Regions from separate parts of the Mus musculus genome. Here region 2 is linked to region 1. A link is a loop called in an ENCODE intact Hi-C map of the cell type or tissue named here. Cell type or tissue: left cerebral cortex. All regions are shown on one strand. Links, peaks and the distances in the headings refer to the core of each region. The heading gives the core; the rest is flanking DNA. Region 1 holds the start of Kit (KIT proto-oncogene receptor tyrosine kinase). Region 2 overlaps Kit (KIT proto-oncogene receptor tyrosine kinase).

Region 1 (16,051 bases), core at 5,174-9,173:
GTAGCGCACGCCTTTAATCCCAGCACTTGGAAGGCAGAGGCAGGTGGATTTCTGAGTTCGAGGCCAGCCTGGTCTACAAAGTGAGTTCCAGGACAGCCAGGGCTACACAGAGAAACCCTGTCTCGAAAAACCAAAAACCAAAACCAAAACCAAAACAAAACAAAACAAAACAAAAAAACAGAAAAGAAGGGTGGTTCTGCATCCTGAATCCTACATCACGGCTGAGCATCCTGCATTCAGGTCCTACATCCCTGCCAAGCATCCTGCATCCAGCTGAGCGTTTTTCTGCCTGACCACAGTGCAGGGTGATTCCACCACAAGGGAGACCCCAACAGCACACCTCCACCCATAGGTGAGGATGGATCTCTCTAGACCTCAGACTTCCTCCGTTCCCTTATCTTGGCACTCCACTCACTTCGAGGCACGGTTTGCTCCGTGGTTAGATGACCGACCCCCAACAGATCAATAACCTATTTTTAGGCTGTGGCTTCCTCACTGGCTGTTTTCCATGGAGCCAAAGACCTATGAGTCTTCACACTACATCTGAGAAACACCACACAGCCAACCAAGGGAGGAAACAAACATAGCCAGCTATTTTCCCATTTCCAAACTACATTACAAGGATTGCAGACCATAAAAGGGACATCAAGCCAAACTGAATTAGGCGGGATAGGACCATATCAAAATGACATCTGGCTTTCCTCCTATCTCCTGCAGAGATTAACCAACCATGGTAGTCTTTTTCAGCCCACAATTAAAAAAATTTTTTTTCAAAAAAAAAAAATCCCAGTTTTCTTCTGAAGCAATGAAGCCACTGGCAACTAGTACCATTCTTGTCAGAGACTATAAATACTTGAAGACTAACGGCCACTAAACCAACCTTCCTCCCCTTATCATCGCCAGGACTAATAAATCCAATTTCTTTACATTGCCTTCAAAGGACTTGCTTTCCCAAACTGCTCATCAGCTCTGTGTCAGTGTCTACGCCCAAAACACCCGTTTTATTCCTGCCTCCACTGGACAGTTCCTTTCGTGACATCTCTCTTTCTCTCATACGACCGGGACACACTTAACACAAGAGTTCTCTATAATCCCCCAAATCCTCTCATAATAGCGTTGAGTCAGAGCTTGGGACTTTGGGGTTTCATTTATTTCTTACATGGACCTGACCCAAAAAAGAATTTCATTGACAGCAAGCTTTGTGTCTGTGAAATTGAGTCTGAGTTAAATGTAACCCAAGCCCAGTGGGGCCCAGTAGTACCTTGCTCTTTCCCTCAAAGAGCCTCGTCTCACTCTCAGCCTGCCCTGTGACCCCTACCCGCCACCATCCACCACTACTCCCAGGGACCTACACCAGCTGAACCCCAGTTCTCCTTCCCTTCTAGGTGCATGGCAGGTCGTGCAAACTGCATGCCCTTGGGTCTCTCGGGCTTTCTCTCTCATTTCCAGAGTACAGCTAACGGACAGGGCTTCCCATCCTTTGTCCGGTACCACTAAGAGTACAAATGAGTTGTCCTTCTGTGCTCTTTCCCACGAGCACGCGCCTCACATTCTGAGGTGAGACACCCGTTCTATAATAGCCCTCCAAAGCATCCCCTTGAAAGATCAATCACAGTCTCCAGAAGTTAGAGCTAGCCCAAGTGCCCACCAGCTGTGGACAGAGAAACAACCGACATACAACAGAAGGAAAACTATTCAGCCTTGAAAGGAGGGAACCCTGGCCAGGTCTGGTGGCACATGCATGTCCTCCTGGCACTAGAGAGACAGGCAGGACTATTAGGAGTTAAGTTGGTTTGGTCAACATGGCAAAACCTGTCTCAAAAACTACAAATAAACATGACATTCTGGCCTTACACCCACAGAAGACCCCCGAAAACGCTACGGTACTAAAATAAGCCAACCAGAAGAAGGCAACCATTGTGGGGTCTACTTAGACCAGACACACAGAACAGTCCAGCCAGGGGGTGGGTGAGGAGTTCTCTAATAGGCACAACATTTCAGTTTTGCAAGATGAAGTGATAATGCTAGTTTCATAACAATGTGAGTGTACTAACTACCCTGAACTGTGCATTCCAAAAAGTTAAAGGGGCCGATTTTAGGATAAACACATTTTAGTTAAAAATCAAAAAACGAACTAACAACAACAGCAACAAAACCCTCTGCCTTCATCTTGACCTCCTATCATAAAGATAGCCCACGTTTTGGAGCAGGTCATGGCTTTGCTCCACACTGCGCTTAATTGGACAGAAGGCAAAGCAGGTGGCTCCAACTGGTGACCTTGTTCCCAGTCAAGTCCACCTTGGCCTGGCCTTCAAGGCCTTCTTCACAATCTGGACCAAGCTCAACCCTAAGTAAACGCCCTCCCTCCCCATTCCTTGAGGCTAATCTAATCTGGGGCCACATTTCTACCTTCTTATCCTCCATTTCCTTAACCTTCAGCCATCTGACCAGACCAAAGACTAGATGTTCCTCAAGATCTGCACATCTCACGCAGTCTCCCTTAACTCTTCCAACTATCACAGCGGCAGATGTTCGCTCCCCTTCTGTGAGGTGCGTGCTGTCTTATCTCAAAGTAAGACCTCCTGTGCGGGTGTCTACTGTCCCCTAGTCTCTGCTAATACCGCCCAACTAGACTTGAGGCTCCTCTCTTTAAAAATGCTACCATCCCTCACCCCCGTGCATATGCACCCCCCCAGTGTCCCTCCCACCCTCCTATCTGCTGTCCCTGTGAGGCCCCAGCAGGGGATTGATAAACTTCGTTAAACTGATATACAGTGTTTGCTAGCCTTGCCTGTGCTTAAAGCTTGGTCCAGAGAGTGGCAGAGCCGTTAAGGCAGTGGTTTCCAGCCTGCTGTGGGTCAGAACCCAGCCAAGGGCAAGTTCGTGAGGGTCCTGTACTCCTGGGGAAGTAGTCCAGGAAAACCCCTCCAATTCTGTGTCTGCGAAGCCACTTATGTCTAATAAAAGGCCCCTGGGACCAGAGGAGGGGTTTGCCTGGATTCTTGATCCCCAAACTTTTATCCCAAACTCTGCCCTTTGGTGGGAAGTCAAATAAGGGGATGCTAACTACAGAGGTAGGGAAGGCAGCACGCATCAGCAGATTTTTTTTTAAAAACCTAGTCATCGAGGCATAAATTTCATCTTAATACCAAAAACAAAAAAGCCAAAAAGTACAAGCTGTGTAATCTTCTTTTAGACCACTTGTGGTTTTTTTCTCTAAGAGACTAAGCTGAAAGAGGGTGATAAAATCCAAGTGCGCTGGAGACCACCCACTTCCTCTGAGGGGCTCCCGCACTAAGCGCACCTCACACAGAACCTCCAGCAATCACCCCCCAGCTTCTGCACCCTGACCCCCTTCCCCCTTATACAGATGTGGAAAGCGACCCTCAGGAGGGTTAAACATCTGGTCCCTGATCACATAGTCAGTAAGTGGGATTCTGGGATTAGAACTCACAGATGTTAATTCCAGAAACCAAGCTCTTAACTCCGATGCCACCTGCCCTAAATAGTAATCAAACTTAGTTACATTCTGTAGACCGGCTGGAAGCCTAGCCGTCAAGTTGTACACGGGAGCACGTGCCACAGCCAAGAGGGAACCGGAAGCATGGGATAGGTGGAGAAATGATCAGGTCGGAACACTCAGTAGGCACCGTCTCCCGTGTTTTCTAGAAGCATCCAGTCAGTCGAACAAGCATGCCCACGAGCTGGCTACTGACTTCAAACAACTTTCTTTCTCAGAGACTGAAGTCGGATGATGGCTCACACATCCATCCCCCCAAACAGCCAGCAATCTGAGCCAGGGGGCCAGTCTTGCTCCCAGGTCTCTCTCTCTCTCTCCTACGTTTTTTTTTTTTTTTTCAACAAGAGCCTTGCTGGATTAATTAGCCCTCCATTCCAATGTCTCCCTCCCACTGGCAACTTCCTTCCAAGCTCTGCTTGCCCCGTGAAAATACCGACTGGTGCTGTTGAAGCTGCATATGAAATTTTGCATACTTGGATCCCGATAAATGTCTTTTAATCCCACTTTTGGAAAAGTTACCACACATGACTACAGCACTTTCCACACCCCAGCCTGCCAACTCTTGAACCTAATTCATTCTGGAGAAAGGAGACTGTGCTCTTGCCACCTAGATCCAGCTAAGAATTGCTCTGGACAGCAGCATGGCTGGTTTGGCTCATTTCCTCGCGCCCTTTCTTTAATCGGCTGGAGGATCCTGGAGGAAATGACTCAAGACTCCTAAGAGTAACTTCTAAGGACTGTCAACAACAGTGGCAAAAACCCATGACCAAAACAACATCTGCAACTTCAGTGAGCGACAGGGAAGCCCACAAAACACTCCTGATGAGAGTCTCCTCTGGGACTGCGGTGAGTGGTCACTGTATTTCACCGTACTTGGTCACACGGTAAACAGCCACTGAGATCACCAGCCAGTTATCAGGGACACATATATAATGCTGTAGTCCTTGCTATTTGAGGGGGGCTGGGAATGGTTTTCAACTTCATTTTAGAGATAACTTATCTTCCCTTTTCCCCACCAAAACCTTCATGATAGTCTTAAACACCCCTACCCAAACTATACAGTAGTGGATCCTCATAGCAAATTAACCCACTCAAATTGAAAAGACCAAAATGTGCTAAGACAGGTCACCTGAAGTCCTCTTAGCCAAAGCAGCAGTCCTGGGCCCCCAGAACCTCTAACAGGATGGACTTATAGTAACCACTCATTAAATACTTTTGTCTTACTTTACATCAGATTCTGGTGAGTTGTATAATGGATGCACAGTTGGGCACACGGAGCTGAGCTCCGGTTCCTTCACTGGCTGTTTTGGGCAAGTGACTTATTCTCCAATTGGAAAACAATGGTGGAATAGGAATAGACACTGTAGTGGTCTAACCTCCTGGGCCCCTGAGTACAGAAATGGCAGGCAAAGCCCTCAGTATGGGGAGCCTTGCAGACATTTACTGATTGTGAAGCCCCAAGTATGCACAAAACACATCCATGATATGATATTTAAAGCACAGTAGGAAGAGTGTTGCAAAAGCATGGCATACATGATTTATAACGTCATACGAATGTGTGGATGGATGGGGAGAGCCCAGAATGGGGGAGACGTGGAATTATTGAGGATCTCTTCAAGGAACTATCAGATTATCTCCAGCAGGATCGTAAGCCAGAATGCCAGGTGCGTGAATGACCATGAATGACTAGGGACTTGCACCTGCAGGAACAGGGGGTGTGGGGAGGGGGAGGAGGTCTGATTCACTGTTCTAGGACCATCCTGTTGAGCTGTAAACCCACTGTGAATGCCCCGGAAGGAGGGGTTACTGCAGAGCAGGCACTGGTTAGCCCTCCAAAGGTTACAGCATAAACAAAAACACAAAACTGCTTCCTGCAAAGCCTGGAGCAAAACCGTAACACACACACACACACACACACACACACACACACACCCCAAAAGGCCCTTAGACAAGAAAGCTGCTTTCTGAAATTGTGAACTCCTCAGATCCTTCGTGATGCAAATGTCTTCAAGTACCTTCCGTGGAAACCAAAGTCCCCCCCAACACACACCCACTCCCAATTTAAATGACCGCCCAAGGGCACAAAACCAAGGAGGCAGAATGGCTGAAAAGGAGGCCTGAAACGGGAGAGACAGAGAAAGGAATTACAACACACCCTGTGCCAGGAATCAGACCTTCAAATTCCCTCTGCCAAAAAGTTATTGGCCAGAGCAGACTAATCAGGGGGAAAATGCAAACCATTGACTCGTTTCTGTTTTCAAAAGGGAACTGTGATCTTTGTGGCGTTCCACCTTGCTCTAAAGCAGAACAAGGTGGAAAACGTAAAAGATCACTGGGGTCATTTTCAGCTAAGTGGTCAAATATGCCTAGGAATCTGAACACTCATTTGTGACCCTTGGTGACCCCTCTTCTGTGCGCGCAGAGGTCCAGATGCAAGACTTCCCCCACAAAAAAAAAGCCCTCTCCCAGCCTTTCAAAAGCATCTAGGGAGTGAGATCTGGAAAACGCAGTCAGCGGTGGGCTCAAAACAGGTCACAGAGATGCTGGCCATCTGACGCCTTATTGCAGCGTGCAGATTGTCTCTAGCCTATAGCATCAAGGTAACCTAAAAGGGTTTCTGGTTTTTGTTTTGAAAATGACCTAGGAGGGAGCAGGGCTTCAGGACTAAGCAGGCAACCTGCACGGGCAGTGCACCAGCGACACCTGGCAAAAAAAGGGGCAGGGCTGAGGAGCTCCGGAACCTTAAGATCTTGAGACCCAAGTTACCCTGCAAAAGGTAACAAGATTTTCCCAACAGCTTGAAGAAACAAATGCTATTTGCAGAAAGCTTACCCCTTCTCCCCCACCCCCTAGCCTCCCCAGGCAGCCCTGAGTATGGCTATCACGTGGGAGAGGGTTTCTGGATCTCGGGATTCCCCTCCAAAAAAAAAAAAAAAAAAAAAAAACGGCCACCTGCGATTACAAGTCGCATACACTGAAACCAGAGGTTTCCAAAGCTGGGGAGAACTGACTCGGTCCTGGTCCAGCGCGCACGAGGTGGCAAGAACAGCTGCGTCCCCGCACGCAGTCCCTGATTCCCAGAAGCTGGCGACCAACGTAGGCTACAGCAGCTCCCTGGCGCGTGGCAGCAACGAACACCGTGCGGCTGCAGAGAGGGGCGAGCCCCTAGCACGAGATTTACAAAAGGAAAAAGTCTGCAACCTAGCGGCTGCTCGCCACACGCCCGGCTCAAGTTGTCCCCATAGCCGCCACCTACAGGCTCGTGGGGTCCCGCCCCAGAGCCTCACGCCGCGTGCTCCCCGTGCAAAAAACGGAGTTGGGTGGGGGCAAGCAAGCCCGAGATTCGTCTCCTCGGGTGGCGCCGCGCACGATGAGAGCGGCTGCAGTTGCGTCCCCAGCACTGTGCACAAAGAGCGCCCGAGGTGGGGAAGCAGCGGCCGCAAGAAAAGGCTCTCCAACTTTGCCCGGCGTGTGTCCGGGACCCGTGGGCTGGTTGTCCCAGGCGTCGGTCACCCACGCGCAACTTTTAACAAAAAGGAAGCCGTGGCCGCACCTCGCTCGGAGAGAGGACGCTCTCGGTGCGAAGCCCGAGGCCGCCCGCCCCTGCCACCCGCGCGCAGTCGGCACAAAAGCATCACCAAACTCGCCCGCAGCCTGCAGCTCGCTGCCTGGGTTCCCAGAAGACCCTCGGCCCCGGGTCTCCACCACCCGGGCTGAGGTCTCTCAGCTCAGGTGAGCGAGGCGGGCCACCAGAGTCCCGCGGCCGCCTACCACCTTCGAGGTGGTAGGCATGGGAAAAGCCAACAGCTACCACTCCGGACGCACCCAGGTGGCACCCCTCCCGGACCCGGGCTGCGCCCACAGAGGGTGCAGTCCTCTTGTCTGCCGCTCTTTCCCACCTGTCTGGCCACGGAGCAGGACCAACAGGACGCAGAGCAGATCCCAGGCGCCGCGAGCGCCTCTCATCGCGGTGGCTGCGCTAGACTCTGAGCTCCTCTCTCTGCTACAGCTCTCGCCCAAGTGCACCGAGCGCGGCAAAGCCGAGCCCCCAGAGCCACTAGCGGCGCGCGACAGCCCCTCCTCCAGCCCTCCTCCCAGCTCGTGGCCACGCCCCTCCCTTCTCCCGCCCGGGTCGCACTCCCTCCCGCTGCCTAGTGCCCGGGGCTCTCGGGCTGCAATAAGCTGATCCCGGGGGCGCTGTGCCCTCTAAGACCAGGAGCCCCCACAGGCCCTCCACCCTGGATCCTCTTCCTCCTAGCACTCTCCCTCCATCGGTGGTCCTTCAGTCCAGGCGGCTGGCTGGCCACGCAGGTGCTGCCCGCGCTTTGTGAAGCCCAGCGCCACGAGCGCATTAGGTACGGGCCAGCCACCTGGCAGGTGCTCCCTAGACAATAAAGGACAACCACCGGTCCCTCCAGCAAGCTCCGGAGCGGGGAGAATATATTCGGCTTATGGTGGAGGTGTTACTAGTCGGGATTGCCGGGCGAAGGGATTAGGAAACTGGGTCCCCAACATTTATTTCTGTTCCTGTTGGTAGAGGAGGACGGATCGTGGCACCCCTGACCTCAGTAAAAGACCGAGCCCACGTTTAAGTAATTTTTCATGCTCAGTTTCTCCACCTGCTGCGAAACCTGTAAGAATACAGCTGATTTCTATTGGCCAGCGTGGACCTCCACCCAGCCAAGCTCCTGCTGAGACTTGTGGAAACTGGGCCAGTGGACTACAGAGGCATCCTGTGAAGGAGTTAGCTTTGAAACTCGGTTTTTAAAACCTATTTGCATTTGGGTGCCTTTTCTCTTGTGTTAATTATTTTTTTAATCTCACCCTCAACACCCCCCCCCCGCCCCATCCCCTCTGAGTCCCCCTTTCCCCAACTCGATCCGACTGTGGTCTGCCTTAGGAGCAAGATAAAAGCAAAATAATTTCCTTTTAAAGTTTTTTTTTAATGTGTATGAGTGTTTTACTTACATGAATATGTGTGTGTGCCACGTGTGTGACTAGTGCCCAGGGAGGTCAGAAGGATGTCAGATCTCCTGAAACTAGAGTTACGGATGCTTGTGTATCATCTTGTGGGTGCCTGGAGCCCAACTACTCTTGTTCTTTGTTTGTTTCTTTGTTTGTTTGTTTGTTTGTTTCGAGACAGGGTTACTGGCTGTCCTGGAACTCACTTTGTAGACCAGGCTGCCTCGAACTCAGAAATTCGCCTGCCTCTGCCTCCCAAGTGCTGGGATTAAAGTCATGCGCCAACTTTCTTGTTCTTAACTAATTGACCCAACTCTCCAACTCCTAAAGTAATTCTCTTAAGACAATTTCTACCTAGGGACATTTCACAGTCACTGTGGCTATCCGGGGGTGGACAGTAACAATCTGGGTTTTTATAGTATCCGGGTCTACAGTTAACGTTATGAAGTAGAGAAGATAAACGTTTGTTTTGGGGGTTCTTTAAGTCCCAAGATTGTACACTTAATAGTGTTTAAGTGTGAGACCTCAAACCAATATTTTTTCTGGTATCGTTTCCCCACATATTTTTTTATAATTTGTTTACTTATTTATTATTTGTTTATTGAAGGTGCTTCATGTGGGTGTCAGAGAACAACTTTGAAGAGTGTGTTCTTTCTCTCCACTGTATAGGTCCTGGGACTCAGGCACCTTCCAGCTTGGTAGCAAGAGCCCTAGACGGTCCAAATGAGTGGTCTCACTGGCATCCTGACAAATGGATTAAACAGCCCTACAGAATGCTTAAAAGTGTAAACTAGGGCAGACACACACCACCACAAAAATGTAATAAATTGGAAGGTAGGTAGATAGGTGGGTGGATGGATGGATAGATGGATGAGTAGATAAATAGATAGATGGATGGATAGATAATACAAATAATATTTTTAAGAATGGAAAAATAAAAGGGAGATAATCACTGGGGAAAATAACAATTTAAATACACATGGCCTCATTGAGTATCATCAAGAATAATATATCACTTCCCAGCTTTCTGACATCATTTAATATTGAAGCCATCCTTTCGGATATTGACAGGCTTAAGAAAATTCATTTTCCAAACTATTCACTTAAAATGTGTCAGTACTAGAGAATGATCAAATGACCCAGGTATATAACTGCCTCTCCTGACACCACTTAATGTGTCCCTTCCTTAAAAAGTGCACTTTGGAGCACCTTCAGGCCAGCAAGGAGGAGCGAGGCACTGTTAGTAGATGTGGCCCCGTGCTCACCATCCGTGGGATCTGAGATGGGAGCCCTGCCCAGCATCCTTGTAACCAGTTCTGGTCATGCAGTTGCAGAGGGGCATCGAGCTACACTTTCCTCTTGGGTTGACAGACGTAAGTGATAGCACTCAATACTCCTAAACTTCTAGGATCTTGACTTACTTCTAAATCCATCTTGTGTTAAGAAAAAAAAAAAAGCTACTATGAGACTATGAGTTAAAAGATTAACATTATGCCTGAGAGAGGAAAAATTACATTTTTTCTTGTTCAATCAACTGACATTGGAGAAGATAGCATCTCCAGAAGTGTGTTGAAAAGGAAACCATATTGCAATTTAATTCCAGGCAAGAAATTTCTGTTCGGAAAAAAAATAAAAGCAGAGTAGGGAATTATACTGTTCTAAATTGTCATCAGCGTTTACCACTCAACAAACATTATTGAATGCCCAGGACTTGCCAGTAGGCACCAAGGCCTACACACAAATTAATAAGACAAGATCCCCGCCTGTAGGAATTCACCATGTGATGGGGAAAACAGCCGTTCTGATAAGAGGCAATAACATCTGAGAATAGAACTCATGTTGAGCCAGGACACTCCACAGGCCATATTGGCTAGTAGAATATTGAAATCTTATTGCACTGATTTGTTTTTAAAAGCCACCCCCTAAGCACATTCCTAAGTGGCCCCGTGTTCCAACCCACTCCTGAGACACCCACCTCACATCTCCTTAGAGCCAGCAATTACAGGTTGAACGCTGCGCACAGCAGAGAGCCTCCAGGACCTGTGCTTTTAGGGTTGTTAGCTATTTTCAATAGGACCCCCTGCCTGCTTTGTACTGCAAGAAGACATGTGCAAGGTGCTATTAGTGCAGGGCTATGGGAATGAACCACGTTACAGATAAGCACTGTCCAACTGAACATTTTCAAAGATGGAACTGTTTTCTCTCTCAGGGAGAACGGATGGGCCAGTTCTGTACTATATTTTGTGATAACCCTAGATGCTGTCGTGATTGTGTTTTATGTGTTTTTCTGTCCTTTGTCATTATTTTAGTGAGGGGCTGTTGAGTGCCAAATTGTAGCAATATATTGCAAACTGACTTAAACAAGCAAAAAAAGAAAGCAGCGTTTTGGGGTGCTTACCCCTGAATGGCTCAAGGATGCTTTCATTGCACATTCTCCTGCATCCGAGAACTCAAAGCTGTCAGGATTTGAATGGGAATGGTGGTGACGACAGTGGGGTGTGTGTGTGTGTGTGTGTGTGTGTGTGTGTGTGTGTGTGTTGGATGTGAATAGGTTTCCCCCTCCATCTCCAGCCTTCATGGACACCTGCTTTGTGTTGCTCTGTTGGTGTTGTGTGCTCAAGCAGCTAGGCTTCCAGCATCCTACTGCCAACAGAGCACAGCTCTTCTGTCCCATCAGCCTCTTCTATAAAAGCAGTGATAGAGCTTCACTTACTGGTCTTAGGTCACTTGCTCATCAGTAAAAGACATCCATTGAAGCTGGATGTGGTGGCAGTACTTGGGAGACAGAGGCTTGCAGATTTCTGTGAGTTCAAGGCCAGCCTGGTCTGTGTAGTGAGTTTCATGTCAGCTAGGGAGATATAGGAAGACCCTATGTCAAAAAAAGAAAGCAGTGATTGGCTAGATGTGTTTCATATACCCATCCTCCAAAGGAGTTGGGGTCGGAGGTCAACTTCACCTATATTCTATAATCCAAAATAGTGAAGGATATGTGTCCAAAGGAAGATGTAAGTTTTTCACTAGAAAGATAAATAATGCTGCACAGAAAGATCAAAAGACATTTGAACCCAGCATGGTGGCACACATCTTTAATCCCAGACCACAGAAGGCAGAGGCAGACCAATCTGTGAGTTCGAGTCCAGCCTGGTCTACATAGGAATTATAGGCCAGCCAAGGCTACATAGCAAGAAACTTTTGTTGTTATTGCATTGTTGTTGTTAACTATAGTCTCACACAACCAAAATTTCTAAGTTGACTTCACTATGCAGCTGAGGATGGCTTTGAACTCCTGATCCTTCTGCCTCTGCCTCACAAGTGCTGGCGCTACAGGCGATGTGCCACGGCCAGCTTTTTGCTTTTAATCGTTTGGATTCTAAAAGTAAGGACATTTATTGTAGATGATTTAGGAAATACCAACAATCAAAAGGAACAAAATGAAAATCAATCAAGTTGTCAACATCAAATAGCTCATTTTAATGTCCCTCCCAACCCCCCATCTTTTCTCTGAACATGGGTGAGGTTTTTCTCTTTGTATGATTTAAGATTGTACTACATTAGTTTATTTTTAACCCATGTTTTTTGTAAGTAATATGAATGTTGCTCCACATCACTTAGGACTCTGTTCTATGGCTGTACCATAATTCTGAGCACTTTAAATATCTCTGAATGTTTTAAATAGATTTTACTTTATGCCTATGGGTGCTTTGCCTGTTTCTATGTCTGTGCAATGCTTGTGTGCATAGCGCACCTGGAGGTGGGCGGGGGGGGGGCGGGCAGGGGTGGGGGGAATCCTCTGAAACTAGAGTTACAGACTGTTGGGAACTGCTAGCGGCTCTGGAAGAGCAGCTGATCTATGCTCTCCTTAGTGAGCTATCTCTACAGTCCTCGTTCGTGCATTTCTTTTTCAGTGTTTTTAGCCACCATGAAATACTTGCTCATGAACATCCTGGTGAGGATTGCTTGCCTCTGAGTATTTATCTAGGTTAGTTCCTAGAAGTGAAGTGAAGAAGTTACGTTTCCAGAAACTTTGGGAGAATCCCCTTGTAGTCACCTGATGATACCAGGGAAACTGGGATCTCTTCTAACGGTTCTTAGTTTCCGTTGATAAAAGAATTTAAGAGCAGGCTCAAAGGGAAGCTTTTAGACACTATTATTAGAGTTTAAAAGAACCCCCGACCCCACTCCTCTTGCTCCACACAACCACCCACCCCCAGCCCTGAGAGAGACCAGCGGTAAATCTCGGCAGCTGTAAAAATGAAAAGCAGAAGAAAAAAGTCAACGTGGAGAGATCAGCACATGGCCGCAGGGTAGGGAGTGGGTCTTGAGAGAGCATGAAGCCCAAAGTGCTGGGGAAAGCATTCTTAGGACAGAGGTAGAAATAAGAAAAAGAAAACGTGGTGCTTTTCTGGCCTACTTATGAAGTCACATATCAGTGATCCTCTACAGACTGAGTCAGAGAATCCTGGGAAGGAAAAGTCCATTACTTTACTAAAGGATAATTAGTCTGCCTATCTCTGTAGCATGGCTTAAGGCAAACGCATCTTCCTAGGGGCGGTCCCACCTTCCTGTGTGCTGGCCCCTTAGCTCGATCATTAACCCTGCTCAACGGAGAAGCCAGAGAGGGTTTTTTGTTTGTTTGTTTGTTTGTTTGTTTTGGTCTTCCAGACCGGAAGTGTTCCTAACGGACCTTTAATGCTGCCGCGCCACTTACAGCGCCAGTGTAAGCCCATTCAACTTTGTTGTTAAGTAGTCCTTGCTTTATCAACGGTCATCTGAAAATCTTCTATCCGTGAAGTTAAGGACGTGCATATATGACGCACACTGAGACACCAGGCTCACAAGGGCACCTCATGGCTTGTGAGACCAGTCTCGTCTGCGGCTTCCATTCGGTGTCTCTTCGGTGTGCCAGATGTACTGTATGAGGTCCGTAGAAAACGAAGCCCAAGGAAACTTGGAGGCTGAAGCCCTCATGGAACTCCCAGTGAAAGAAGAGAACCACGTGGGCGTGGCAAGGACCACATTGATAGTGTTTTCTAAAAGTTACTCACTGCGTGATGAAGCCCAAGGAGCACCTAAATCATACACGCGGCGACCCCAAGAGGCGTCCTCAGAGAGGTGGCCATTAGATTCTGCAGGACCAAGAAGATGACAAGGGGAAAGAGAGGAAGGAGACTGACTGGGCAAACGACGAGAAGTACCTACCCCCAACCCCCCTCAGAGAGCTTGAGACAAGAAACTGGCTTTCAGAATGTGAAGAACAAGAGCGACAGCTAATGGACTCTAAAGTAGCCAGATGGGGTAAGATCTTGAAAACAGTGAGGAAGGATGAGTTAAAAGATGAGGAAGCTCGGTAGGAAGAGCAGGGTGGGAAGAGTCACGCATCTAGCCAAACACGAAGGCCTGGAGCTCCACACTAGAGCAGTCACAGAGAGGCCGTTGCAGCCTGGATCTGGCTGAGCTTAGTCCATTGCAAGTGTGTGACAAGGAACGCAGAGGGCAGATGTGGTCTCCTAAGGGAGTTGCCCACATGGAAAGGACCGGCATGGTAAATGAAAATTACAGGAAGCCATTGTTTCGGACCAGATCTGACAGACAAGACTAAAAAAATCAATATAGAGCCACTGGAGCTAAAATCCGACATTACCAGACTGAAGCTAGGCTGTGTGGTGACCCTTCTCCAAAAAAGCTTGGAGTGACTGCAGTCTGGTTTCCCTTACCGGTTGTGTCAGCCAGACGCAGATAACACATAAGAGAGTCCCCTCTGCTCCGATCACACAAAGATAACCTGAAGCAACCTACTGTTCACCAGGTTTTCTCCTGGACTGACTTCCTGTCCTTACCTTGCAAGGACAGTAACATAGATATGACAAGCCTGGTTCTTATTTTTAACTTTCTTTAGTCTTTTTCTGTCTATAAAACAAACCTCTTTGTCTTAGCTCTTTGGGACACTTTTTTGATTTTATGGACTTCTGTGTTGCCCCCGTTCTGGCATCAAAAAGAGAGCCAATCAAAATCTATATATCTTCACAGAAACCCAGCCACAAATAAGAAATAAAAAATAAGGCTAGCAAGATGCCTTAGTGGGCGAAGCATTTCTGCACCACCCTGGCAAGCAGACTTCAATCCCCAGACCCCACATCAAAAAGCTGGAAAAAGTGAGAGCATCTGCAATCCCAGGACTCCTAAAGTGAGAAGAAAGCTGGAGGCAGGAGAATGCCTGTGGACCAGATATCCTGGAAGATGAACCTCAGCAAAAACAGAGACCTCGCCTCAAAGATGCAGAGAGAACTGACTTCCTAAAGTTGTCCTCTGACCTCCCCGTGTGCTTTATGGCTTATGCATGCCTGTATATTCTCTCTCCCTCTCCCTCTCCCTCTCCCTCTCCCTCTCCCTCTCCCTCTCCCTCTCCCTCTCCCTCTCCCTCTCCCTCTCCCTCTCCCTCTCCCTCTCCCTCTCCCTCTCCCTCTCCCTCTCCCTCTCCCTCTCTCCCCCTCTGTCCTTTCATCATACACTCGCACACATACATCATACACCCTCCCACATGCAAACATACTAAAATAAAAATAACTCTGAAAAATAAAACATTGTAATTCTATCCTTTAACAAGGAAGAAAAGGAGACTGCGACAAGTAGCCCTGTAAGCAGGAGAGGGTCAGAAAGACAAAGGAGCTGTAGGTACCAGAAGGTGACCCCCGGGGAACATAGGGTGTCAACTGTATTGTACCCCTTAGAGAGGTCAAACAAGACAAAAACAGAAAACTTGACAGTCCCTGACATTATTTCTAAACTTATCTTATGCATTAACTCATTTAAACTTCCGAGGTAGGTTCTCTTGTTCACCTCATGTTGCAGAAGAGGAAAACCAAGGCATGAGGTAACCTAACAACTTGCAGAAATTTGAGACAGAATTGGACCGCTGGAGAGACCAACTTCATAGCCTTGTGCTCTATTACTCTAATCCTGGGCAAACAGGCTGGTGTGGCGGGGTAGGGGAGTTGGGGGGGGGGCTGTTAACAACTTCTGAGTCTCTTGCCTCAACTTCTCGGTGCTCATTTAGTGGGTATGAGCAGTGGTACCTAGTTTTATGCCCTGCTGAGTGGGATCAACCCCCCAAGACTTCATGCATGCTAGACAATTACTCTACTACCCTTGTAACATCCCAGCCCAATGTGAAGGTTTGGGGTGAATATACATGCCTGCCCTCACATGCCATACTGAGCTTGTGGAGACAGAATTTTTACCACAAGGGATTGTGCTCTAGGGCAAAACTAAAAAGGGAAGCCCAAGAATCTAGCACAAGCAAGGCCCTAACTTCCATCTTTAGCGTTAACTCCCACCAGACATCTAATATCAGAAAGCTTGTCTCTGGAAAATAGAGTCACACACACACACACACACACACACACACACTGTCATGATAATGTGCAGTTGATTATTCCTGAGAGCTGCCTATATTTGTTTCTTACTATTTACTTATTTGTTTTTGAGATGAGGCCTTACTGTGTGACCCTGGCTGACCTAGAACTCCCTCTGAAGACAACATTGACCTTGAACTCACACAGGTCTGCCTGC
Region 2 (16,051 bases), core at 5,108-9,107, 72 kb before region 1:
CATCGGCCACTAAAGTGTGTGCTCGTAAAGGCGGAATCACAGTGGGGTTGGAGGTGGGGTGGGGAACTCGCTACCCTGGAATAGGATGCAAGTCAAAGGGAAACCAAGTAACCATCACAGAAGCCAGAAGGACGGGGTCGGAGACAGCAGCAAAGCCTGTTGGACTTGGGTTTCTGCTCAGGCATCTTCGTGCACGAGCAGGGGCTGCGTAGAAGAGGCGCTGCTGCCCACCGAGTTGACCCTCACGGAATGGTCCACCACCACGGGGTTCTCTGGGTTGGGGTTGCAGTTTGCCAAGTTGGAGTAAATCTGCAGAGAAAGAGCCCACGGTCAAATACAGCGGCTTGGTGACAAAACCCAGCAAATGGGGCCCGCTCAACTGTTGCAGAATCCTGAAGACAAGGAAGAGTGGTCAAAAATCAAGATGGGGCTTATACCTCAGTTTCCCCAGGTAAATCATTTCGAGAATGAGGTACAACACTGCCTGCAATGTTTCTCTTCGGCTGGGGTGTGTCTGAAAGCAAGTACTAGCTAGCCTGTGAAGAAGATCTGAGGATCCCTAGAGCCAACTGCAACCCAAGGGCTGGTGTAATTTGCAGTGGCACCCATGGCTCTTCCAAAGGTGGTTTGTCAGGAATCAAAAGCACTTGGGTGGAAAGTGGCGTTTCATTTGAAATGTGCCTTGATGCCCCTCAGAACAAGTGCTAACTCGAAAAGATCAGTGTTGCGCTATTAGGAAAGATAGTTCCCGCAGATGGCTCAGGGGAGGGGGAGGGCGGCTTAAATGGAGTCTGGTCCCAGTAAACATGGCCAATTCCTCCTTAGAAGCAAGAGAGGAAACAATGGCTTTAGTTCATTCCGCACTCCCCACATTACTGAGAGGGATGTCCTAAGTTCAAACAGCCAACCCTTCTACACAGCTGCGGGCATCCCAGCCATTGCGGCGGCTGGCTGGTTCCTTCCGGCTGTTTTAAAGTTCACTTGACTGTTGTAACAAGCTACGAAAGCCATGACTTTCATTCCAGTTCACCTCAACCCACCCAGGGTGACTGGCCCTGCCACGTGAGGAGACCAGACAGTCCCATGATCAACATTCCAGGACTGGGAGGAAGCACGGCCAGACCTTATGACACCATCTAATGCCACACAGCAGAACCCCAGCCCCAGCCCCTCCCCCATCTCACATCTCTCTGGATGAGAACAGGGGTGGAGGTGGGTGGGAGGAAGCAGAAAGAATGGGCTTGCATTGTTTTCCTTCCACCCGCAGAAGGAAGCCCAGCTTATAATTCAACCAGGAAGGGAGGTGGGAGAGATTGGTCCTTGTCCTTTGAAGCCTGAGGTGTCTGTGACCCTAGAGTAAGGAGAAAGAGGATTCCAGGCCTGGCCCATTAACTCACGTGCTTGGTGCTGTCCGAGATCTGCTTCTCAATAAGTTGGACAACCTGCTTGAATGTTGGCCTTTTCAAGGGGTCAGCGTCCCAGCAAGTCTTCATGACGTCATACCTGCAGAAGCAGAGAGGAGGGGTGGGAAGGGGAGGGGACATTGTTTGTCACTCCTGGTTCCCTTAACCTGCTTTCTGCTGCCCAGCACATGACAACTTCAATAACAAATCTGGGGGCCTGTGCCAGGATGTGCATAGCGCGTGAGTGACATACAGAGAATAAGACCCCGTGTGTGTGAGATACTGTCAAAAGCTTCGGTGCTGTTGGTGACAAGAGATTATGAAAAGAACCACAGCCATGACATTTGAGCGCGGGTGGCCCAAGAACCAAGTGAGTGACATTTCAAACCCTGCTAGCAAAGACTGTCAACATTTCTGTCTTTCAAAAGGACATTATCAGAAGAAAAGGCTTGTGAGTCCTTACATTTCGGCAGGCGCGTGCTCCGGGCTGACCATCCGGAAGCCTTCCTTGATCATCTTGTAGAACTTGGAGTCGACCGGCATCCCTGGGTAGGGGCTGCTTCCTGGGTGCAGAGAGGTGGCAAATCAGTGTCCATGTGGGCGGGAGACGACAGAAGCTTTTAGACAGTGAGGGCATCTTGGGTAAGGAACATTTTACCTAAGGAGAAGAGCTCCCAGAGGAAAATCCCATAGGACCAGACATCACTTTCAAATGTGTACACGCAGCTGAAAATGCTCTCTGGTGCCATCCACTTCACGGGCAGTCGTGCCTAGAACGGAACACAGCAAATTCAAGCAGCTAATGAAGACAGCGATAGACGAGGACCTTAAACCTTGTGACCTCCAGCCACCTCCCCTACTTATAATTCAAAATTCTAATATCTCCCTTTAAAATAGGGGTGTTGAGTCAGTATAGGACAGTAAACTAAGAGCAGAGAAGTCCAGGGGTTCTAACCTTCCTTCTAGTAATGGCCTCAACTAGCAACTTTCTTCTTCTTCTTCTTTTTTTTTTTTTTTTTTTGTCAACAACATATATGGCCTCTCCCAACTATAACTACATTTCCCAGACTGCTTTGCAGCAAGCTATAGCCAGACCACTTAGTTTTAGCTGCTAAGATCTAAATTTTATGCAGTGGCATGAGGAAAAAAAAACACTTAAAATACTGTGGTTTTATACACCATATATATATAGTCTTTCTAGTGGCATCCCTTCACACATCTGCCTTATACCATGACGGCTGGCTGTTGGTCCGGTCATCTTTGACCAGAATGAGGAGGGCTACATGTAGGAATGACAAAACAGAGAGGCAGAAGGGTTCAGTGCTAAGTGTTGTTTCAGAATTCTCTGCCTGGCCCCAAATCCCTTCCCATTCACTCTTGGACCTCTGACACAAGTGCACCCCTCACGCACCTACTAGAGAAGTTACCTAAACACGGATAAGCCAGGCCCAGAATCATCTTTTGCAAAACAAAAATAACTTCAAATACCAGGAGTTGTTATTTCATGGGACAACTGAGGCAATGCAGGATAAAAAAATGCCTACCAACGTCCAGCTCATTAAGATTTACCCAGACTAGCAGGCACTGATGAGCTGTGTCTGATCTCTGTGGTGTGTGTGTGTGTGCGCGCGCGTGTGCACGCGCGCGAGCGCGCACAGTTAGTGCTTATGTCAGGAGACATTCCAGTTCCTTCCACTCGGTCAGGCCAAGCTTACTCTGACCTTGCCTCTTACAGTCTATCAGGATTTCTGGATATTAATCTGTCACATGAGGCAGAATCAATCCTTTAAATCCGTTTACGACTGAACAGTAGGAAGAGAGCCCTTCTAGGGTTGAAGTTGTTTTAGCGTGGGGGGTGGGGGTGGGGGTGGAGGGTTGAGGGAGGAGATGATTCTCAAACTATAAAAACCATCTACTATCTATCCCCAGACTTTATGCTGCGTTCTCCACAGGAGTGTTAAGTGAGGATCTATTAGTGTCTTGAATTCAAGGGGCCTGGGTATCTAAAAATTAACTTCTAAGTGAAATCTAGGGTTGTCTAAAACTAGACAAAGCAGTAAAAGAGGCTCTGTGGCTTGTCCTTCACAGCAGACACTTCACGTCCCATCGCAGTATTTACAGGAATTACAAAAGAAAACTTCCATTCGCAGTCCCTTTGAAAATCACAACAGCCTTTATGATATGTTGCTCCGTGTAATAAAGAAGCGCGCCCATCGTCTACCACTAAATTTGCTTTACAGAATTCGATACAACGGTCATTCGACAGAGTCTGCTTTTCTTGGCTAAATATAAGTATTCCATTCATCTGAAATGGTATTCTGACAAGGGGCCCATAGGCCCGTAGACTCAGAGCCCAGCGTGGAAAATAATTAAGAATTCACAACTCTGAAAGATCTTTCAGAGAACAAAGGGACTTTACAATGACTACACTTAAAATTCCATGCAGCGCCGCGTCACATACATTTCCCTTGTTTGAAACTTTCTCAAATAATTGGCCAGTTCAACGGCTAGACTTGTCAACTACAGACTGAGCTAGGAAGGTTCTGGGCACAACCTCTGTCCTGATGGTTTGGATTTCAAAACACAAAGCAGGAGAATGGGCCTGGCCCTGTTCTGAGAACTCTGCCATGTAGTAACTCCTACAAGTACTGACTCGGTCCCACCCCCGTTAAATGGGACCAGGCTGGAACTCGGCCAGCCTGGGCCCAGACACCCCATTTCCTTATTTTGCTCCTTTATCCTGGAATACTGAAGCATTTCCCATCTTCCTTCGAATATTAAGCCAGGAAGTTGATTTCATCAAACCTCCTGGAAAAAAAAAATCTGACCTTGACAGTCTCTTCAGAACTGTATGACTGAGCCAGGATATAAAGCCAGCAATACCCTTCCTTACAAAACCAAGTCATGCACAGCCTACCAACAGAGATGCTGCCGCCACGGTGATGAACGAGAAGGAACTGCGTTATCACGACAGACACAAAAATTGACCTCCAGGAATAAATATGGACTGTTCAAATGGGCTGAGGGGAAAAACGCACCTAAGAATATATATCTAGGAGGTTATGGCCTTCCCTACCCAGTGGACCCTGCTGACTAGCTATCTCAGATATAAATCACTGAACTATACTGGACCTTAGTTTCTTCCACTATAAACATTGGAAGACAACATGTTCTAAGGTTTGTTCTGAGGTTACAGAAGGCTGGCACTTTGAAAACTTCACTGTGTCCCACAAACCAACCATTACTTATGAATCTACTTAATAGCCCTATATTGATTAAGAGACCCAAGCATCCTAGTATTGCATACAGCTAACTCTAACACCATCTTAGACTGTAGTCATTTCCACATAGTATTTCAAACGAAGCGGGGAGAAAGCCTACCGTGACCTTCAGGTCTACATTTGTTATAGTTGAGCAAAATCAAATGGATTGCTAGTTTCAGCCTATCGTGAAAAATTAAGGCTATTTTTGTTTATTTCGCACACCCCCAATTATACAATTATAGCTAAAAATTCTATTAACAAGCCTTAGTGGTACTAACATGTGACATTACAAGGTAGGAGTTGTAATGATCATAGAAAACAATTTAGAATCAAGACTGGATACCAAAGCACCCTGGGTAGACTCATGAGATGGAGAAAGGTACTCACATTTCCTTTGACCACGTAATTCGAATCATTCCTGATGTCTCTGGCTAGCCCGAAATCGCAAATCTTTGTGATCCGCCCGTGAGTGAGGAGGATATTCCTGGCTGCCAAATCTCTGTGAATACACTGTTGGGGGAGAAAAGGAAAGACAGCAACAGCCATTCATTTCAGCTCTCCGAGAGAAGATGATTTTAATACTACAATGGTGTTTACATGAAAAAAAAAAAGAAACTTTCGTTTTAAAGTATTTAGCACACCGAAAATAAAAATTATGGTGCAAGTGATATTCCCGTTTTGTGTTTCACAGGATCGGGGCTCTAATGACTATAATTGCTTTCCAACCCAATTTTAATAAACGTCTTTCTCCCTTCCTTCCATTCACAGGAAAATGCATTATAAATAGTCAAATCCCATTTCTAAAATGAAAGTTCATTTTGTATGCATCTCTTTGAACGTTTTCTCCAAAAAAAAAAAAAAAAAAAAAGTTTCACAGCTTCAACTTGACGTCTTCTCCCAAGGACACAAGGAAGAGGGTCTTTCATTTCAGCCTGTCTTTTAGCTTGGTAGTTACCTGGGAATGTCACTAGAAGAGCCACTGTGACCTCACTCTTGGCCACACCTTCCTCCCCGGAACACTTTCATCCCGTGCCATCCCTCTCTTCCCGTCTCTATCCTTTCCCTAGCTGCTCCATGCTCTCTCTGACCCCTTCTCATGTCCTGATCCTCTGTGAGTCACATACACATACACAGTACGTGGGTCTCACATACACAGTCATATGCCTTACCAGGCACAGTAACAGTGAGGGAGTCACACTCCTGGCTCCCCCATTTTCTGATAAAACCACTATCCTTCTATTTTCTAGAAGCGCATCCTACATCTTAAAGCTTTTAAATGAACTCACTGCATATAAAAGAATATTCATGGAGGCTCATTTAGACAGGTTTGCGCTTTCAAGCTTAGAAATTAGAACAGGAATTCCAAAGAGACAGAAGTTGGAACGTGAAGAAACGAAATTTTCCCCTGCTTTCGGTTACCACACTTCAAAATGACACTCTGAATTCTAACTAGGACTAGGAAATGTTCAAGGCTTTAAAAAAAAAAAAAAAAAAAAAAAAAAAGGATGCCGTGCTCCTCTCATGAGACTCCATGCCACTTACATTCTTGGAGGCGAGGAACGCCATGCCCTTGGCCACCTGGTAGGAGAAGCTCAGCAAATCATCCAGGTCCAGAGCCAGCTCGTCATCTTCCATGATGGCAGGAGTCACGTCTCTTTCTATGTACGAGTCTATTAGGAAGATAGCAAGGAAAAAAAAACAAAAAACAAAAAAAAAAACAAAACAAGAACCAAAAAACCCTTAGTGGTAAGGAGAGGAGAAGCAGCCTTAGTATCAAAGCTAGCAGTGGATAAGCAGTGTCGACTCCCAGGCCAGTCACCTCCCCAGGGAGGAACAATGGTAGACACAAAGCCAATAGCTATCTGATCATCCCCAGCTGGGTTCCAGAAACCTTAGGATGATGGGGGGGGGGGGGGTCTATCTTCAAAATCTCACAACTGTAACAGTGAGATAGTAGATATAAAAACATGTGCTTTTGCTTGTGTACTGTTAACTGCCACCGGCCAATTTCCTTTGCCACCGGTAGCTCCTTCCAGGGAATGCTGTACTCGCTTCAGTTAGTGGGAAAGAGGCACAATCCCTGCCCCATGTTTCTTCAGACTCAGCCCCTGACCCCTAAGCCCTCTCCCTGAGACAAGAGAAAAAAAAAAAAAAAAAGGAACAAGATTTGATTACAACCCCAGCGTGTTAAGCTGCTCTGGCTAGTTGGTGGGTACCCACCTATTCTTGCGGATCTCCTCTTGTCTGTCTTGGTTGGCACCACGTAGGAAACGCCAGGCTTCATGTCCATATATTCATTTGAACTGTCACTGCAGGAGAGATGCGAGACCCGTGTCAGAACTGAAGGGACTGGACTTGTGAGGCAGGTGGGGGCCATGGCACTGCCAGGCCAGGTTCCCGTTCTCACCCACTTCACCGTGCAGCACTGACTCCAGGGCAAGAAAAGCAATGCAAGCCTTGAATAAAGTTTCAAAATCAGGTTCTGTGGGATACATATATTTGCCATTCAACGCTAAGGTCCAATTCTCAGGGAATTAAATGTCTTGGGGGGGGGGGAATCCAGTTAGAATTCAATGGGGAAAAACAGAGCTAAAAAATGTTACCTCAGGTTACTTCAGACTCTAAATTAGCCCCTACTCAGACAAATGGAAAGTCAACAGGCACTTCGAAGACATTTGAGGGGGGAGATGGTGAACACAGCCACGAAGGGAAGAAGGTTTGAAAAAACCCAAGTTTGGTTCAGATAAACACCAATAATTTGGATGATTTTCTAGACCATCTGGACCTCTTGAATCTGCAACATTTGGCTGGAGACTCTTCAAGATTTCTAGTACTTCCTGCCTCTGATTAGCATAGAAACACCATGACAACAACCTCCTTCAGAGCGTGCTGGTGGCTCCAAACCCATATGGGATCCCAAAGCGCAAAGAACATCACACAGGATGGACCGATTCAGGCCATTATTTCAGAAAGTTTAAAAAACAAAAAACAAAAAAACCACCACAGGGCCCAGTCTCCAGACAAGGCAAAGAGGCTCTTGCCTCCGTATGAGGAGTCTATGTCCAAGAACAACTAACAAAAGGTGGGTTTTGGTGGCATTTTAGTACCATGTTAAACAACTCAAAATTACAGGACTGAAATGAAAGCATGAGGCTTCTCTTGGGACTTTAAGCTTTAGTGGTGGCAAAGGCTACACTGGGCGATGGTAATCGCCCATTAACTGAGGTCTCCTTGGAAGCCTGGATTTAAGGCCTCCAAAGACAAAATCCTGCCATTTAAAGACAGTTGGTATGGCATTTCATGATATTAGTTTCTGGTGCTGGGATTTGAACCCGGGGCTTAGAGTAAACATGAAACAGAGGTAAGATCCGCTCCACAATGGAAGCAGTATAAAATACGAGGGGGCAATTATGATATCCACTGGGCCTGAAGGGTCTCAAGCACATTGGGGAAGAAAGGATGGACAAGCCACAGCCATGACTTCTACTCTGGTTGTGCATCAAACTAGGTTTCCTCCAAGGCTCTTGAACCTGCATATACATCCATCATCCTTTGCATCATCGTCCATGAGAATAATGTCGATGAGGTCCAGAATTCAAACAACGTTCTTTGATAGTGATGTGACTATAATGCAGTAAAATGATGGGGCATGGGATGGGACCAGGGGCGGGGAGAGACTCGGATGCCAAAACAATGCTGATAACTAGTAGTCTACATATGCTGGGTGGTCTTGGCCAGTCTGCGCAGTCTCCAGGACTTAACCACCATAGGACAGCCTTTCTCCTCTTCCCTACAAGTAGTGACACATCCAATCCCACAGGACTAAGGCTGAAGGAAGGACAGAGACACACATTTAAGAGAAATCAGTGACAAATCTCAATTTGAATCTTCAAGGGTACTACTATCTGAACTTCCGGAATAGTTAATCACGCTTAAACAATTTAATAATTCTGATTTCACACCTAGGAGCACCTCTGCTCATTTTTTAAAAGAATCAGCCTTGATTGCAAACCCTTATGACCCCATGAACTGCCTGTCAACAGCTGACTGTTTATGCAAATCAGCCTTACCAGGAAGGCTCCGTTGAGTGCAGAAGGTTCTTATAAAGTGCCGCTTCTGCCTGCTCTTCTTGCTTTGAGAAAATAAACGAGTCACGCTTCCTTCTCAAAAAATTCAAAAGATCACCATAGCAACAATATTCTGTAATGACCAGGGTGGGCCCTATGAGGATAGAAGACAATGTTAGGTATAGGCAAGATGATATACCTTAGATAATCCCGCCTCCTGTAAAAATACCCATGGGTGACCGCGGCTATTAACATTCAGATTCAGTGGCTAAGCCTTCTTAGTCCCAACATAATTCTATCTGTTAACACCGCTCATCAAAAAAGGCAGCATTGTGCTGAGTGAAGTAGCACAAGCAAGCCCCTTTCTACCTGGATGTCTAAGTGACATTAGGGGACAGGCGTGATGGCTGGCTCAGTAGCCACAAGTGAATACTTTCAAAGGCTCAACTATGATCAAGCTCCCTACAGGAAGCCTTTGATTCACTGCTGTGTACGGTAGGCAGGGTTCTGTGTGGGGAGCGGGTGTGGCGGCAGTCCCAAAGGCGCCAGGGACTGCAGCTAAGTCATATGACTTGCACCTGACTTCCTCATATAAGACACAAACATCTTGAGTGCTGCGCAGGTGTACCAGGATACAGGTGAATCCAATTTGGTGGAGATTTGCCCCTGCTGCCCTGATTAGCTGAAGCCTCGTGACTGGCGAGGGGGCGTGGCCTGCGGTGCGTGGATGAGAGAGTATAAAAGGAGTGAGAGGCCCAGGGTTCGGGGGAGATATAAAAACAGGGGAGATATAAAAACAGGGGAGATATAAAAACAAGGGAGATATAAAAACGAGGGCGATATATAAACAAGGGAGATATAAAAACAAGAGAGATATAAAAACAAGGGAGATATAAACAAGGGAGATATAAACAAGGGAGATATAGAGAAAGAAGAAACAGGACTGAATAAACGTGTGCAGAAGGATCCTGTAGCAGCGTCGTTCTTCCTGGCCAGTTGGGCGCACGCAACAAGTGGTGCCGAAACCCGGGACAAGAAACATCTTCAGGCATGAGCGAAGACCCCCTACTACAGGGAGGATTCAGAACTGCATCACGGGGAAGGAGTGGTTAATGAAGTGTTCCTGTAAAACAGACTGTTGAGAAGGATCTGGCGTGGATTCAGAACTCTTCAGCTGGGGAACGGTACTGATGAAGAGAAAGAAGAAAGATGAAGACTGAATAAACTGCTGTTAGAAGGACTGGTGGTCGCGTCGTTCTTGCTGGTCGAGAGCAGGCGCAACAATTGGTGGCCCGTACGGGGAACCGACTCCCCCACCGAGTTCAGAACTTTCAGCAGTCAGTGGTTGCTGGCAGGGTAAGTTCACGGTGAGTGAAACTTGTGACCCCAGGAGTTTGGGAAGGACCTCGATAAAATAGAGGTGAGCATAAAGTTGCCAGGAAGTAGGCACAAAGTAACCCAGGAGTTTGGGAAGGACCTCGGATAAAATAGAGGCGAGCATAAAGTTGCCAGGAAGCAGGCACAAGGTAACAAAAGGTTCCCGGCTTTGGGACAAGTTAAGGTTCCCTGTTTGGGGACAAGTTAAGGAACTATGATAACCTCAGTGTAGTGATCAATAGATCCTCGCTGTGTAGTTATGCTTTTTTCTCCCATTGACCCTTTGTGGGTAGGTCTGATAGTTTTGGTCTTGTTTGTTCTGATATATGGACTCTGTTACTGTTTGAAACTGTGTGTAGAGGCAGTCAAGACAGGTCAGAAAATCCTTATAGAACAACAAGAAAGTATGTCGGAAGAGGAGAAGGGCTTAAAAAGAAAAAGGAAAAAGAAAGGAGACACAGTGTTATCAGGTGGACAGAAAGGACAAAATAAAAGAGCTGAGGCGGAGGAGGAAGGCGAATTAGCTTTTGTGCCGCCTCCCTATGCCTCCTCAGCAGCCACCTGTAGGTGGACCTTCTGTCCGGAGATTTGGAGAGGATCGACCAGATCTGGTGTTGACGTGGGCGAGAGGGTCTGTTTGTGTGTTTCCACAGGACCAGATGGAACCTCTTTGGGTGCCGGAGAGATTGGTGAGACGCTGCAAGAATGAGGCTCCTGATCCAGTTGCCCCTGTGGATGTGGTGGATGATCCCACAAGCATAAAGGATGGAGCCGAGATGGGAGATCGCTTTTTGATCCCTGAATTCCCCTTAAAGATATAGCCCCTCTGGCCATCTATCCCTTGCTTCAGGGAAGATGAGCGGGGATGAGAGCCCTGGGATGTATGCTTGTTATAGTGTGTGTGTGTTTTGTGTTTGGCACATGTGTTAGGTGCAGAGTGTGCGGCCCGCACTTTCGCCATGGTAGCATAGGCTTTTGCTGCAGTGGAGGCGGGACAATCTCCTCAGATTCGGTTTGCCGCTCTAAAAGAAATTATGCTGCGTTATGCCGTGGGGTGCAAGGCTAAGCACTGCACAGAGGATAGCTTGCTGTTGGCATCCTGTGGAAGGCACGTCTGATTGCATGAAGGTTCAGTGTCCTAGTTCCCTTTTCCCAGGAAAAACGACAGGGGAGCTGGCCAAGACCTCTCTGGGTGATGAGCCTAAGGGATGGTTTTGTGTAGGGCCCCTATGCTTGCACACTGGGGATCAGACCTCTACCTTCACCCATGAGGCTTGCTTGCAGCGATTAAGATCTGGCCATAGATTAATCAACATCCTGGCCTTTTGATGCACCTGCCGCAAGCAAAACACAATCTCCCCAGGAGTGGCTTGGCATGATAGAGAGGTAGTCAGTGATAAGACTCCCTGGGCATGTCACCAACCTAAGACAGGGATCAAACCAATGCTGTTTGTCACCCAAGGACGGGTAAGGGGCATGGCTGCGAGGGGCTATCTACAGACATTCTCTCTGCCAAAAAAGAAAAAAGGGGGAATTGTGGGGAGCGGGTGTGGCGGCAGTCCCAAAGGCGCCAGGGACTGCAGCTAAGTCATATGACTTGCACCTGACTTCCTCATATAAGACACAAACATCTTGAGTGCTGCGCAGGTGTACCAGGATACAGGTGAATCCAATTTGGTGGAGATTTGCCCCTGCTGCCCTGATTAGCTGAAGCCTCGTGACTGGCGAGGGGGCGTGGCCTGCGGTGCGTGGATGAGAGAGTATAAAAGGAGTGAGAGGCCCAGGGTTCGGGGGAGATATAAAAACAGGGGAGATATAAAAACAGGGGAGATATAAAAACAAGGGAGATATAAAAACGAGGGCGATATATAAACAAGGGAGATATAAAAACAAGAGAGATATAAAAACAAGGGAGATATAAACAAGGGAGATATAAACAAGGGAGATATAGAGAAAGAAGAAACAGGACTGAATAAACGTGTGCAGAAGGATCCTGTAGCAGCGTCGTTCTTCCTGGCCGGTCGTGAGCGCGCGCAACAGTTCTGGGTCCTCGCCATAATGTTATGATGAAAATGAAGAACCCTAGATGCAAGCCTAGTAGGGAAGTAACCAGGGAACAGCCAGCTAAGCCCATACTGGAAAGTGGCAAAAAAAAAAAAAAAAAAAAAAAAAAAAAAAAAAAAAAAAAAAAAAAAAAACAAAAACAAACAACAAAAAAAAAAACCCCTGAAACGGCCGGCCCGTTTTTCTGAGCATGACTACTTGAAAACACGAGTGGTTCCTCAGGATGTTTAAAAGCGCAGTTCCGAACTTAACAGGCAACTAATTGCCATGGGTAGATACTGTCGCATGAACAATTCATGGTGTGCAGAGTGCCGGGTCTGTGGGCTGTCCGGAGACGTTGTCTAAGCTGCCTACCATCCCATGGCTCTCTCAGGACAGACAGCACCAGCTCACCCTACACAGCTTTGTTCTGTAGAACAGTGTGCCTGCGCACCCTTGGTGGCACTCTGACTTAGGGGCTAGAGCCGCCAGCTTGCTTTTGTGGGAGTGAAAAGCTGGATCTACTTGGTGTACAGTTGAGAACTGGGAGGCTGGGGCCACTCTCAGTTATAGAAGGAAAATCAACATTAACTCTCAAATGACTGATTACGGCCCCCCGCATTATATAAAGCTACCTGCCCCCCACTGCTTATGCCATTTAAGGGGGAGAGTATTATAATTCAATACACACATATAATGCCTAATGAGGAAAGGCGGGGTGTAAGTGGCTCTGCATAAAGAGAAACCTTGTGTGTTCCCAAAAGCTTGTGGGAGTTTAAAATGTTGATCCACTGAGGGCAGAATAGAGGTCCTTAGGACTGTGGAGAGGGAGGGGAGAAATAAGAATCTGAGTAATGGGTACCAAACACAACTGTGATGAGTAGTTCCAACACTCGACCACACAGCGGAACAACTACAACCTACATTGCAAAATCATGACAAGACATGAGTCTGAAGGCTCCCAGCATAGAAATTATAAAAATCTACATTCTGAGGAACACTGTGGAAAACGAAACCTAGCAAAATAGAACAAAATGCTTGGTTAAAAAAAAAAAATCTCTCAAGTAGCTTATAGCTAGGCACTGCCTAAATCATACTTTGATAACCAGAGAGATGGCAACTCGAGACTCACCTCCCACCGTGCATGCGCCAAGCAGGTTCACAATATTCATGTGATTGCCCAGGTAGCTCAGGACCTTCAGTTCCGACATTAGGGCCTCTCTTTCTGTTAAATGGGCACTTGCTAAAAGGGAAAGTGATGTATTTTAGCAAAACAAAGCGTGGGGGCAGGGGGGAAGAACCTATTAGATAAACTGGTGGTGGGTACAGGGGGTGAGTGCCCCCGAAACACTTACGTTTGAGCATCTTCACGGCAACTGTCATGGCAGCATCCGACTTAATCAAGCCATATGCAGTGGCCTCAACGACCTTCCCGAAGGCACCAGCTCCCAATGTCTTTCCTTTAGGAAGGAAGAAGGCAGGGTCATGTCAGTGGGAAGACCAACCAACAGTTTGTGAGGTTCCCAAATCAACAAGGCAATGGAAGACATGTGTGTCTGGAGCCACTTCTCTACGGGGCTCTTTCTGCTAACCCTGCCAACTCCTGTGCAGTTTGACAGAAAGCACTTCTTGTTTTAGGTGAAACAAGACAAAGGAAGCCACTGCGGGTTCCTTAAAAAAAAAAAATCACGGTTACGCGTACACAAAAGGGCTTCTTCGTGGAAAGCCCCTGCCTCACACTGACCAAAACTCAGCCTGTTTCTGGGAAACTCCCATTTGTGATCATAAGGAAGTTGCGTCGGGTCTATGTAAACATAATTGTTTCCATTTATCTCCTCGACAACCTTCCATTGTACTTCATACATGGGTTTCTGGAGGAGAAAGGAAAAGAAAGATGTGTCACCCGCTGAACAATCAGTGCCTGCCCTGCCGCCTTGGCGTCCCCAGGAAGAGAACAATTCAATGCTCACCTGCAAATATTTGTAGGTGAGCACCATCACAATGATCCCCATCGCGCCAGCTGCAACCACAAAGCCAATGAGCAGCGGCGTGAACAGAGTGTGGGCCTGGATTTGCTCTGCAAGGAAGGGAACCATGATTGTGAGCCAGCAGCCGCAGGACAACAGCCTCGCCGCCACCACCACCTATCCCAAACTAAACCATTTCCCTCATGGCACATTCAGGGAACAAAGCTTTCTCTTGGTATTCAAATACATCATCTCTCCCTCTCCCTCCCTCCCTCCCTCCCTCCCTCCCTCCCTCCCTCCCTCCCTCCCTCCCTCCCTCCCTAGCTACCTGCCTACCTACCTACCTACCTACCTACCTACCTACATTTATTCTTGGTGCTAGGACTAGAACCTGGTCATGTGTTCTGGCAGAGCACAATACCCACAAACACATCCTTACTGGCTGCACAGGCATCTTTAAAGATGTAAGTTGAAACCAGAGTACAGAGAAACTGACATTCCTGAAGTAACACACTTAACGTTATGCTGCTTTTAATGAAAAGCTACATCTGAATGGACTGCCTCTCTGGGTGATTTACATTTGCTTCTTTCTGCTCTCTTACGTTTTCTAAAGTTTCTACAATGAACGTAAGTGTCTTCCACAGAGAAGAAAGACATTTTGGAAGCATCCTTTTCATTGCTCTGGCTGGGGAAATTAACAACAGAGAGCAGAGTTATGATGCGTCCCCTTCCTCATCCAGAAACTGAGGATATACAGCTTTTTGGCATGAGTCCTATGGCCAATGCTAAACACCACAGAAACTGGGCACTAAAAAACCTCAAGTGCCCTGTTTCCTTATCTCAGGTGTACCACAATGCCTTCAAAGGTCTGCTAGTCACTCAGTCGCTAGACAAGAAGCCTAGTCACAGCTAGACATAGAGGCTATCTACACAGCCTGCAGTGGGCTCTGTACCATTCTGACAGTGCAGATGGGTAAGCACTTACATACATACATACATACATACACATACATATAGAACAGGAAAAGAAAACATTTGCTGACAAGATCACATAAAAGATACTGTTAACATTTCGATACAGATGTTTAGCAAAATGTAACTCATTTTAACTGAAATTTTAAATTGAATTTAACATTTCCAACGTGTCCTAATTATACTGGTGTATACCCAACTATGACTGTACGTATATTACTCATTGTCAAGAAGTTCATAAAAACACACAAAGACCAGCGAAAGAAAAATAGTTAAGATTCCATCAGTAACTGCAAAACCTTCATCAGCAGACTAGTATGGGATGAGTTTGTGACGTTTGATGGTAGCATGGTGTACTGCTGTACTGTCGGTATTACTGGAAATGATATGACCAATACTGGAATGGATGTAAGATTATGGTATGGTAGACAGAGCCTAAACACCCCTTAAATTGGATTAAAAGGAAATATACCTTTGTTGTTACCTTTAAATGCAAAGTTAAAGAAGGCGGAACTCTTGCCCACATCGTTGGAGGCCTTACACTCCACCGTGCCGTTGTGCCGGAAGACGCTGGAGTCTATGGAACTCTGAACCACCAGTTTTCCAAATGGTGACACAGATACATTCTGGACCTGTACGTCCACTGGTGAGACAGGAGTGGTACACCTACAACAAGAGAACAGTGTGGGCTTACGCTGGTAAGCCAAATAGAAGCCTGCAGCACCTAGAGCTGGCATGCTTGTATGGCAAATCGGGGAACTCAGACTCCCTTTCCTAGGATGGCCCGAGGAGAAGGGAATCCCTGGGGCCCTGTGAGCGAGCAAGGCACTGCAGAAGAGCGGGAAGAGGAAGTGATGGTTTCAAGGTTGGATGTGGACTTCCATCCTGACTCTTAGTGCCCAACCTTGTGACTTCCACCAGGTTCTATGAATTCTCCAGGGTTAGGTTTCTATGGCTGT

Evidence for each region. Peaks named below come from ENCODE experiments on the same cell type or tissue, not always from the same donor. Only the 100,000 strongest peaks of a DNase experiment are listed, where the experiment ranks them.
Region 2: a loop joins it to region 1, with 2.5 times the contacts of the local background. A loop is called at or near these places in 1 of 42 quality-filtered maps.

What each region holds. Positions count from the first base shown.
Region 1 is chr5:75,566,487-75,582,537 of GRCm38, reverse strand. It overlaps Kit (KIT proto-oncogene receptor tyrosine kinase), which reads right to left and starts at 7,551. Exons shown (of 21, transcript NM_001122733.1): 1 at 7,420-7,551. The coding sequence starts at 7,486. In left cerebral cortex, for the core only: a CTCF peak has its summit at 6,745 (motif pointing left); DNase peaks (open chromatin) are centred at 6,731 and 7,551; H3K4me3 peaks cover 2,373 bases; H3K27ac peaks cover 1,323 bases.
Region 2 is chr5:75,638,672-75,654,722 of GRCm38, reverse strand. It overlaps Kit (KIT proto-oncogene receptor tyrosine kinase), which reads right to left. Exons shown (of 21, transcript NM_001122733.1): 9 at 15,565-15,758; 10 at 14,124-14,230; 11 at 13,898-14,024; 12 at 13,509-13,613; 13 at 13,286-13,396; 14 at 8,737-8,887; 15 at 6,887-6,975; 16 at 6,209-6,336; 17 at 5,054-5,176; 18 at 2,062-2,173; 19 at 1,867-1,966; 20 at 1,398-1,503; 21 at 1-309. The coding sequence ends at 178. Among named protein-coding and RNA genes, the nearest start is that of Gm32558, 29 kb to the left of the region's middle. In left cerebral cortex, for the core only: no CTCF peak of the experiment used is centred there; DNase peaks (open chromatin) are centred at 5,146, 5,818 and 7,519; H3K4me3 peaks cover 404 bases.